Regions from separate parts of the Homo sapiens genome. Here region 2 is linked to region 1. Evidence: chromatin contacts called from ENCODE Hi-C or POLR2A ChIA-PET data. All regions are on one chromosome and are shown on one strand. The core of a region is the stretch at or near the end of the contact, and the rest is flanking DNA. Distances in the headings are between cores, read along the strand shown.

The links. A loop is a pair of places that touch in the nucleus more often than their neighbours do. ChIA-PET counts read pairs that join two places held with the same protein, here RNA polymerase II (POLR2A). Pooled maps may share reads with other maps.
Region 2: a loop to region 1 is called in a map of PC-3, with 5 times the contacts of the local background. The contact joins two enhancer-like sites. A Hi-C loop is called at or near these places in 6 of 168 maps with a recorded cell type or tissue (MCF 10A, PC-3, PC-9 and 3 more) and 2 of 50 pooled maps. POLR2A ChIA-PET finds 5 or more read pairs at or near these places in 3 of 52 experiments (BJ, CD8-positive, alpha-beta T cell and MCF 10A).

The regions. Positions count from the first base shown.
Region 1 is chr5:150,262,186-150,267,697 of GRCh38, forward strand. CAMK2A (calcium/calmodulin dependent protein kinase II alpha) reads right to left here. Exons shown (of 19, transcript NM_015981.4): 3 at 2,771-2,830. Among named protein-coding and RNA genes, the nearest start is that of CAMK2A, 25 kb to the right of the region's middle. RefSeq lists an enhancer at 2,503-3,038. Within about 2 kb of position 1,911, at least 11 of the 41 ENCODE cell types and tissues checked have a DNase peak (open chromatin) inside an H3K27ac peak, as active enhancers do; they include PC-3 and PC-9, where a contact is called at or near this core.
Region 2 is chr5:150,318,058-150,323,415 of GRCh38, forward strand. No RefSeq gene overlaps it. Among named protein-coding and RNA genes, the nearest start is that of ARSI, 18 kb to the left of the region's middle. RefSeq lists an enhancer at 1-47. Within about 2 kb of position 2,139, at least 9 of the 41 ENCODE cell types and tissues checked have a DNase peak (open chromatin) inside an H3K27ac peak, as active enhancers do; they include PC-3 and PC-9, where a contact is called at or near this core.

The DNA.
Region 1 (5,512 bases), core at 661-3,160:
CTGGGACCTCACTGACCTGGACCCCTGGGGAGCAGAGCAGTGGCCACACAGAAGCAGCGACCAGTAGTAACCTTGTCTAGATTGGCCAAGCAGGCTGAACAGGACTCAGTCCAGTGTCTTTAGGCACAAGCTCACCTTTCGGGTTTTGAGCCCACATCTGTACCTCTTTGCACGTCTTTGGGAAGATTACAATTTTGAAGGAAGATGCTTGGAGGATCAGGAAGTGCACCCTCCAAGGAACCTTCCAGCCCTGACAGCAGCTCAAAGCTCCTCTGGGGTCTTCCTGTGCTGGATGCTCAGCTCTGCTTTCCAGTCCCGCCTGCGCATCGCCACCACCCCCACTCCCATTCCCCATCCTCACTTCTCCTGCACATTCTCAGTGCCTAGCAGAGACCTTGGCATGGGGTGGGTCTACGATGCACCTGACATCAGGTGAATGAAGGAAGGAGTAAATGACTCAATGATGATGATGATGATAGCTACCATTTCTGAGCTTTTACCACACACTAGGCTTTGTGCCAAGTGCTTTACTTAACGCTATCTCATTTTACCCTCCCAACAGTCCTAGAAGGTGGGTGCTGTGATTATCCCCACTTCATAGAGGAGGATACTGAGGCTAAGAGGTTCACAGTCTGCCCAAGCTCAAACACTTAGTTAACGGCAGAGCTGAGATTGAAACCGGGTGTCTGACTGCAAACCCCATTCTCCTAACCACCATGTTATATATAATATAGTGCCTCCAGTAACCACTAAAAATCCTCATGGCCCCGAGGAATGACAATCATATGGAGTTTTAGGCAAGAAGATGTCTTCAGGCAAGGTTGTTCTGATGGAAGGTGTTGGTTGGGGAAGAGGGGGGCAGCTTAATGATAATGACTGTCATTGTGCTGTGGTCTATTTAATCATCACAATCCTATGAGCTAGTTATCATTTCCATTTTGCAGAGAAAACTGAGCTTCAAAGTGGTGGAGCTACATGTCCAGGGTCACACAGCAATGAAGCAGCAAACTCAGGATTTGAGCTGTAGTCTGTCAGCTCCAAAGCCATAACCTCCTGCTCCCCATTTTATAGCTGGGAATGAGAGGGAGAGGGAGGTGTGAACATGAGGAGGCAGTGTTGACCTGAGATAGCTGCAGTTGTGCAGCAACACACACACACATTCACACATTCACACACACTCACATACATGCACTCACACAGACATTCACACACACACACTTACACAGACTCACATACGCACATTCACACACACATTCACACACTCACACACGTGCATTCACACACTCCACACACTCTCACATACACTCACACACTCACATACACACATTCACACACACACTTACACAGACACACATTCACACACACTCCAACACTGTCACATACACACACACATACATGCATACACATACACTCACACGCACACATTCGCACTCACACTCACATTCACACACATATTCACTCACACACTCCACACACTCTCACACACTTAACACACACTCCCCTCCTTCCACTGGAGCTGGTAGCCTCCGTAAGGACCATAAGATCTTACAGTCAGAGATCACTCTCAACCCCCTCCATCACACAGCTGGGGGGTTGGGGGCCCAGAATAGGCAGGGGCTGCTGAAGGCCACATGGTGAGGACATTAGTAGGTCAGGGACCAGGGTTCAAACAGGGCTGCTCCCTGCCAACCCAGGGATGTCTCTCTGATGCTGGTCCCGGAGCCTCTGGCTGCTGTTTGTGCAGGGAAGGGGAGGTGCCTTCTGGGTATAAATAGCAGATGGAGATGCTTCTCTCTGGCAGGAGAGTTAACCCTTGGGGCCCTGGGCACGGAGAGAGGCTTCCCTGCCTTGTGAGAAGGCATGGTGGCTGTCAGAGTTGGAAGAGTCCTTAGCGATCACCTAGGCCCTGCTCCTCAGTGCGGTCTATGAGTCAGCAGGCTTGGCATCAACTCAGAGAGTGTTAGAACTGCAAAATCCTGGCCCCATCCCAGGCCCAGTGAATCCAAGTCTACCTTTTCACAAGGTGCCCAAGATGCTGGTTCAGACAGACCTTCCCTCAGAGGATGGGGGGAAGTGATTCAGAGAGGGCAGTGCTCCTGCCCAAGGTCCCACAGCAATTCCCTGACAGAATTAGCCCTCAAAGCCACACTTCCTGCCCTCATGACTCAGCACCCTCATAGGCAGGGATCAGCCCCCCAATTGCACAAGGGCTGAAGAAGGGGGGCCAGGCAGCGAGGTGTTGTTTCAGAGCCCATCCCCACGGGTTCTGCTGCCCTGGCTCTGTCCCAGCCTGCCATGGCCCAGCCTCTCCATGCAGCCTGTGCCCGGCCTGTGGGCCAGGGCCTGAGTTGGAGCTTGACCCTGTAGGCAGGCAGGTGCCAGGTCGACGGAGGAGGGCAGGGCCACGGTGCCAGGCTGAATCGGCATGGGTGTGGGTATGGGGAATGGGCCACAGCGGTCAAGGCCAAGCATGTCCCCCTGGCCTATTTTCATCTCTCCCAGAGCTTTAGAAGTTTTCCTGAAACAGCTTTTCCGGAGGCTGCCGGCAGTGTGGGATGGGAGGAAGGGCCTTTCTTCACCTTCCCCCGAAACAAGCTGGCTCTGAGGAATGTGGAAACCATTAAAGACGCCCCCTTTCCCATCTCTGCTGCCTCCATCCCCAGAGAAGAGAGCAGCTGCTCTCCACCCAACCCGCAAACACCCACGTGCCAGGGTGGGCAGGGGAGCAGGGCCTGGCTCCCCTGCGCCCCTCTCATCCCACAAGGCTCACCGATGTTGGGGTGCTTCAGCAGGCGGCAGATGCGGGCTTCACGCTCCAGCTTCTGATGGTCTGAAACACAGAGGCTCATGTGAGTCCCCGGTGAGGAAGGAACCATTACCCTCCATCTCCCCCTTCTCAAAGCCTCGTATTATCTCCACCTCCCAGGGCAGCCCCTGGGGGCTGGGAAAGCTCACCTTCTGGCCAGGGCCTCTGAGTTCTCCAGGAAGACCATGGGGTGCAGTGGAAAGAGGAAGAGGCCTGGGTTGCAGTGACTCAAGCACATCCCTCGCCCTCTCTGGCCTCCGTTTCCATGATTCTTAAATGTGAGGCTTCTCCGAGACTCCTCCAGGCCTGTTCCTCAGGCCCTATACTCTAGCCAGACTAAATGGCCGACTTCACCTCTACAAGCAGATCCCGCTGGGCCCTCTCACTTCAGGAGAGAATTGCACATGCGGTTCTCTCAGCTTGAAACACTTACTCTACCTCCCACCTGCCGTTCACTGGCCATCACTCACTCCTACCAATCCTTAGTCTCAGGCCCCTGGCGGCAGGCAGGGGCCCATCCTCTGTGCTTTCAGAGCCCCCGAACAGCATGACCCACTCAGTCTCATGGATATCTAGTTCCTTGAGGGCAGGGACTTCGTCTCTGTTGTACCCCTGACATCTACCCAAACACCTGGCACATACTAGGTGCTCAAGAAATAACTGAATGAAGCTGGGCACAGTGGCTCACACCTATAATCCCAATACATTGAGAGGCCGAGGCAAGTGGATCACTTGAGCTCAGGAGTTCGAGACCAGCCTGGACAACATGGTGAAACCCCATCTCTACTAAAAATACAAAAATTAGCCAGGTGTGGTGGCAGGTGCCTGTAATCTCAGCTGCTCAGGAGGCTGAGGCAGGAGAATTGCTTGAAGATGGAGGTTGGAGTGAGCTGAGATCACGCCACTGCACTCCAGCCTAGGCGACAGAGCGAGACTTCATCTCAAAAAAAAAAAAAAGAAAAGAAAAGAAAAAAGAAATAACCACATGAAAGAATAAATGATTGAATGAATGTGCCTTTCTAAGGGAGTGGCTATTCTTCCAGAGGGCTGTGTTGATTCCCAGAAGCCACCTCCCTTTCAGGAGACTCTGGGACCAGGGACACAGAGAGCCCCAAAGAATCTGCAGGGGCCCACCCAGAGCTCTCCCTCCTGCCTTCTGGACTGCTGTGCAAGTCTCCTGGGGCTCCCCACACACTCGGGAGAGAGGCCTTGTTCAGGATCTGCCACTGTGGCTTCTGATTCTCCAGCTGCTGGGAACAGTGGGACACATGATCCTACTCCGTGCCCCCAAGCAATCCTGGGCTGGGACCACCACTCTCCCCATTTTATAGATAAGGAAACTGCAGCCTGAACAAGCTGAAGCCTCCGTGGTGGCAGAGCTGGAACTGAAAATGCATTTCCCATTTTCCTTTTTGGTGCTTTTTTCACAATTTGGTAGTTAACGCCTTAATTTAACAAACAAAACCATAAAAAGAAATCTCTTTTTAAAAACTCTGTGCCAAGCACTGTGCAGAGGGCTTTATATGCCTTTCAAGCCCTCACTACAATCCTTTGAGGGGGTTACTATCATTTTTCTGGCTGTCCAGAAGAGGAGACAGAGCTTCAGAGAGGTTAAGTACCTGCCCAAAGTCAATCCCGCAGTGAGCAGTGGAGCTATGATTTTTACCCAGACAGTTAGACTCCAGAGCTGGGCTTTCAATCCTGGGCTATACTGTTCTCTGTGCCCCAGCTCATAACCACTACCTCCACTTGCCCCCAATTCCCAAATAGAAAAATTAAGACCCACAGAAGGAAACTCATGCCAACACTCAGACACCGAGCCAACACTAGAACCCTGGCCCTGAATGGCCCTCTCAGAGTAGGCAGGTATGCGGGTGGGGGGGTGGTGAGAATGAAGAAAGTTCCAGCCCTTGTTCCCAGGAATCCAGCTCCCCTTTCCCCTGCCCCCTTCACTAGAGCAATCACTGGCTGTCCTCCAAGGGCTGCAGAAGCCAAAATCAATACTGAAAGGTGGCTTTTCCACCAGCAAAGCAATTAAGTCCAATTCAGTTTCCATGGCTCAACTCCCCAGCTGAAAACCAGCTGCAAGCTAGGGATAAGGAGGTGGGGCCAAGTTGGGGGGCATCCCTTGATTCCTCCTCCCTCCGTGGGCTCCTTTCATATCCTCCAGGGTAGGGGAGGCTGACTTCTGGGCAGAGGAAGGGATGCCCATCCAGAGCTGACCAGGCGGGGCCCTCCCCCTGCTCCACGTCCCATGCCCTACCCCACGTCCCATACCCTACCCCCCATCCCACCTCCAGCAGAACCAGAACTCAGGCAGGTCAAGGTCAGGCCTGTCAGAGTGGGAAGGAGGCTTCTGGCTTAGGCTATACATTCAGGAAGCAGAAGCCCCAAATCCAGAATGTTGCTGTTTTCTCCCTGTGAGTTTACCCAGGAGCAGAGAATATTGACAGGATTGAAAGAAGAAAACGCTGGCCATGCAACTGTAAACTTGTATCTGGTTACCAGACCTTATTGCTGGAAATGCTAGGAACTAATTGTATAAATCTTACATCATCTTATGCATGGTACAATTAACCTGCATTTTCACTGTTGAAAGCATTCATCCTACTGAGTGTAAACATATACATTATACAATATTTCTGGTAACTCTGTTTGCAGTGTTTTCATTTTCCAATATACAGAGAACCTTAAGACATGTAGGGA
Region 2 (5,358 bases), core at 889-3,388, 56 kb after region 1:
GACAGAGTTCAGAACAGGCTTTCTGAGGACTGACGGTCACCCAATTGCTAATTGTATTATTCTGTTTTCATACTGCTATAAAGAACTGCCTGAGACTGGGTAATTTACAGAGGAAAGAGGCTTAATTGACTCATCAGTTCAGCATGGCTGGGGAAGGCCTCAAGAAACTTACAATAATGGCAGAAGATGAAGGGGAAACAAAGCACCTTGTTTACAAAGCAGCAGGTAGAAGTGCCAAGCAAAAAAGGAAGAGCCCCTTATAAAACCATCAGATCCCATGAGAACTCTATCGCGACCCACCCACCATAATCCAGTTACCTCCACCTGGACTCTCCCTTGACACGTGGGGATTATGGGGATTACAGTTCAAGAGGAGACTTGGGTGGGGACACAAAGCCTAACCGTATCACTGATGTTCACGGTTAACCCCTTCGTTGAGCAAAGAAAATACAGATATCAATAGACATGGTTCCTTCCATCATGGAACTTATATTCTAGTGGGGGAAAATGAGACAATAAATAGACAAATGGACAATAAACAAGAAAATGACAGATACAGTGGAGAGTGATGGGAAGAGGCCACTTTGGATGGAGTGGCCAGGGGCAACCTCTCTGAAGAGGTGGCATTTCCTGAGCCAGGAGGGCTGAGCCATGAGGGGAGCCTGGGCTTGTGAAGAGGCAGGAGGAGTGTCTCAAGCACGGCGAGGTCAAGGCAGGCACCAGTGTCAGGAGAAGGCTTTGCTGTGGATGACACAGCAAGGAGGCAGTGGGACTGCAGGGAGAAGGGAGCAGTGCAGGGTGAGATGTGGGCAGGGAGTGGCCAGACCTTGTGGGCCATGTTAAAACATGTTCATTTCTTGCTAAATGCAAGTCCATGCCTCCGTAGGCTGGAGTTCAGAGTAAGACTCTCGAATACCTGAATGAGAACTAAGCTGAGAAGAGCTTAACCATCTTTCTGAGGGGCATCCATGTCCCATCCAGACAGCTGTGAACATCAGCCCTCTCAGCACCAGCAGGGACCTTGAAAGTGAGCCCCTCCCCAAAGTAGGCAGGGAGACCACAGCAAAGCCACCCTGCACTGTGCTATTTCTGGCGGGGGGCCGGGCCCTCCAGCTGCATTCCAGGAGGAAATCTGACCAAATGGTTGAAACTGAGGAATGCAGAGCCCACCCCTACCTCAGACAGAAGGAGCCCTTTCTCACCCAGGCCCCTGAGGTGAGGCTTTCCGGGGACTAGGGGTCACCCGATTTCTCCTGTTTATGGTTAAAGCCTTTGCTGAGCAGAGAAAACACAGCTGTCAGCCAGAGGCTCAGCACAACACCTGCAGGAAGGGACCGGGCCTGGCAGGGGAGGGGGCTGCCCAGGCTTGCTGGGGTCCTCTCCCTGCCTGCAAAGTTCAGTCACTCTGGCATTCAAGGACCTGTATCTACCTTGACTATCCTAAGCAGGGAAGACAGCCTGCCACAGATCATCCTCTGAAGCCAGAGACGGACGGGGCCACCCAGCTAGATAATAACAATTGCTAACATCAAGAACTTACTATGGGTCAGGCGGTGTGGTCAGAGCTTGAGTAACATCTAACAAACCTTTGGTGTGGGTACTCGTGTTACTGCCATTTTACAGATGGAGAAATTGAGGCTTCAGAGGTTTAATGACAAGCCCAAGATCAAGCAACTACTAAGTAGAGGACTCAAGATTTGAACCCCGGCCTTCTGACTCTAGAGCTCGCTCTGGTTTTCATTGTGTTTGATTTCCTTATATTAATTTTTTCTCAAAGGGAACTTATTATAATACTACTATTAATGGAAACACATATTAGGCAAAAGTAAAAATAAAAGCAAAAAAAAAAAAGGAAATAATGTTAGTAAATTCCAGCTGGATACTGTTGCTGTTCAAAGAGCTAAATCTGAAACCTTTATTCAACTGATGAACAAGAGAGATTAACAAATGTTAGAAAGGTATTGATGATACACAAGCACTGAACTGAGTCAGGATTTCTCTTGAAATAATCTGCAAGCTAAAATGAGATTGAAAAGGGAATCAGTTTTTCACTGCGTGCTTCACTGTTATTTAATATGGTTTAGCTATGTAGTCATCATTAGTGCTGTTCAGCAAACATTTCTGGCTTTCTGCCTCCCAGGCACATGGAGGGTTGACACCTCCTGATTCCTTTGTGATTGGGTGGGGCCATGTGACCAGTTCTGGCCCTTTCTAAATGGCACATTACTTCTGGGCTAGAACATTTTAATTCCTGGTGTGAGGCCAGCCAGCCCTCTCTTGTCCAGAGCCTGGTTCCCAGAGTGAGGTCAGTGAAGAGGAGAGACAGCCCCCAGCTAAGCCACAGTGATTATGTAACACAAGCAAGAAATAAGCTTGGTGTTATAATTCATTAAGTCTTTCAGGTTGTTTATTTACTGCAGCGTAACCTAAGCTATTCTGACTCATACAGCATATCATCTAAAATCACATTAAAGATGCAGCCCCTCTCTTTAAAGCCCACAGTCTTAATTGCTGTGTTGTGCCAGACATTGACCAAGCCAAGACTGGAGCAAAGCCTTAATGTTCCTTGTGGAATGCTCTTACCTTTACTGTTGCCTCCTTCCCCAAGTCCACTACCTTGGAAAACTACCCATTTCCCCAAAGTGCCCTTGACTCTCCCCATGTCAGAGCGTTGCTTACATTTTTCTCTCTGCCAGGAATGATATATACCTCCATCTCTGCCCCAGTTGGAGACATGGTAAAGAGATAGGCTGCCTGCGTTTCGACGTGGACTCTGCTACTTGCCAGCTGTGTGATCTGGGCTCCTCAGTTAACCTCCCTGGGCCTTGGTTTCCTAATCTGTAAAATGGGATAGTCGTGACTCTGTTATTCACAGAGCTGTTGTGAGGATTTAGTGTGTTAACATATGGAAACCATGTAGAACAATGTCTCACACATAGTAAGATATTTATCAGCATTAAGCTATCATTAGCAACCCTGCCTGTTGAAATCCTGCCTACCTTTTGAGGACTAGCTCACATTTCACCATTTCCATGAAGCCTTCTGAGGTCCCCCAAATGGAAGCACTCTCTGCCCACTCTTATGGCAAATTGCCTGGTGCTTTCAAACTCCCTAGGTTGTAAGCTCCTTGGGCAGAGTCACATCTTCATTATCTGGATATCCCCACCTCCCTCCACAGTGGCCTGGCATACAGGAGGACCAAGGAATGGGGGTTACATTGAACAGAATAGTCCAGGGTAGGGAGAGCTACCTTGGGCATCACTGAGGTTCATGCAGGGACAAGAAGGCTCTGAGTGTTGGCCTTGCCTCTTGGGAGGAGCTGGTCTTATCAAGTCAGTGCATCAAAAGCCTGGGGCCCTCTCCCTCACTTTCAGGTGGAAAGACCGAATACAGGTAGATTTGCTGCCTGTGGCTGCCATAACAAAGAACCACAAAGTGGGTGGCTTAAACAACAGAAATGTATTCTCTCAGTCCTAGAGGCTAGAAGTCCAAAATCAAGATGTCAGTAGGTCCATGCTCCTCTGAAACTCTAGGCAGAATTTGTTCTTGCCTCTTCCATGGCAGGAACCATGTCTGTTGATATCTGTAATTTCTTCCTTCCTGGTTGTGGCCATCAATCCTTGGCTTGTAGACACATCGCTCCAATCTCTGCCTCTGTTTTCACGTGGCATTGTCCCTGTGTGTCTGTGTTTTCACATGGAATTCCATGTGTGTGTCTCCTCACTTCTTATAAGGACACCAATCACATTGGATTAGACTTCCCCACAAATCCAGTACAACTCATCTTAATTTGAGTTAATCTGTAAGCCTCTATTTCCAAATATTGTTATGTGTGAGTTAACTGCTGGGGTATGTTCTGAGAAATATGTTGTTAGGCAATTTCATCATGTGTGAACATCACAGAGTGCACTTACACAAACCTAAATGGGATAGCCCATTACACACATAGGCTATATGAGAGGGCCCATTGCTCCTAGGCTACAAACCTGTCCAGCATGTTCCTGTACTGAATACTGTAAGCAATTGGAACATAACGGTAAGTAATTGAGTAACTAAACATATCCAAACAGAAAAGGCACAGTAAAACACCATGTAAAAGATAATTAAAAAAGAAAAAAAAATCTGGGTACAGTGGCACACACCTGTAATTCCAGCTACAGGAGGTTGAGGTTGGGACTCAGCCTTTACTCTAAGAGTTCAAGATCAGCCTGGGCAACATAGCAACATGGCAACACCCTATCTCTAAAAAAAGACAAAAATAGATGAAAAAGATAAAAAAACTTTACACTTGTGTAGGGCATTTCCTGTGAATGGAACCTGCAGGACTGGAAATTACTCTGGTGAGTCAGTGAGTCAATGGTGAGTGAGTGTGAAGGCCTAGGGCATTGCTGTACACTACTGTAGACTTTATAAACACTGGACACTTAGGCTACACTAACTTTTTTTTGAGACTGGGTCTCACTCTGTTACCCAGGCTGGAATGCAGTGGCTCAATCATAGCTCACTGCAGCTTTGAACACCTGAGTGGAAGGACTCAATTAATCCTTCCACCTCAGCCTCCAGGATAGCTAGGACTACAGATATGTGCTGCCACACCTGGCTACTTTTTATTTTTTTATTTATTGTTATTATTTTTAGAGATAGGATCTCACTGTGTTGCCCAGGCTGGTCTTGAACTCCTGGGCTCAAGCAATCCTCCCACCTCAGCCTCCTGAGTAGCTGGGACTACAGCCATGTGCCACCATGTTCAGCTAACTTTTGTATTTTTTGTAGAGATGGCTTTTGGCCATGTTTCCTGGGTTGGTCTCAAACTCCTAGACTCAAGTGATCCACCTGCCTCAGCCTCCCAAAGTGCTGGGATTATAGGCATGAGCCACTGCACCAGCCTAACATTTTTTTTATGTACAAGTAGAAGGAGTACACTCTAAAATAATGATGTTGATAACACTAATAAAGATAATAATAAATAACTAAAAATAAAATAATAATAATATATAGTAAATACATAAACCAGAAATATACCAGCTGTTTATTGTCATTATCAAGAGTATTATGAACTGCCCATGATTGTATGTGTTATACTCTTGTACAACTGGCAGCATAATAGGTTTGTTTATACCAGCATCACCACAAACACGTAAATAATGCATTGTACTATGACATCACCAGACAACAGGAATCTTTCAGCTTCATTGTAATCTTATAGGACCACTGTTGCATATGCAATCTGTTGTTGACCAAAGCGTCATTACGCAATTCACGACTGTAATCTCACATTCACAAGAACTGGAGTTAGGCATTCAACGTACCTTTTGGGGAAACACAATTCAATCCGTAACACCAGGAGTTAGGAGACTG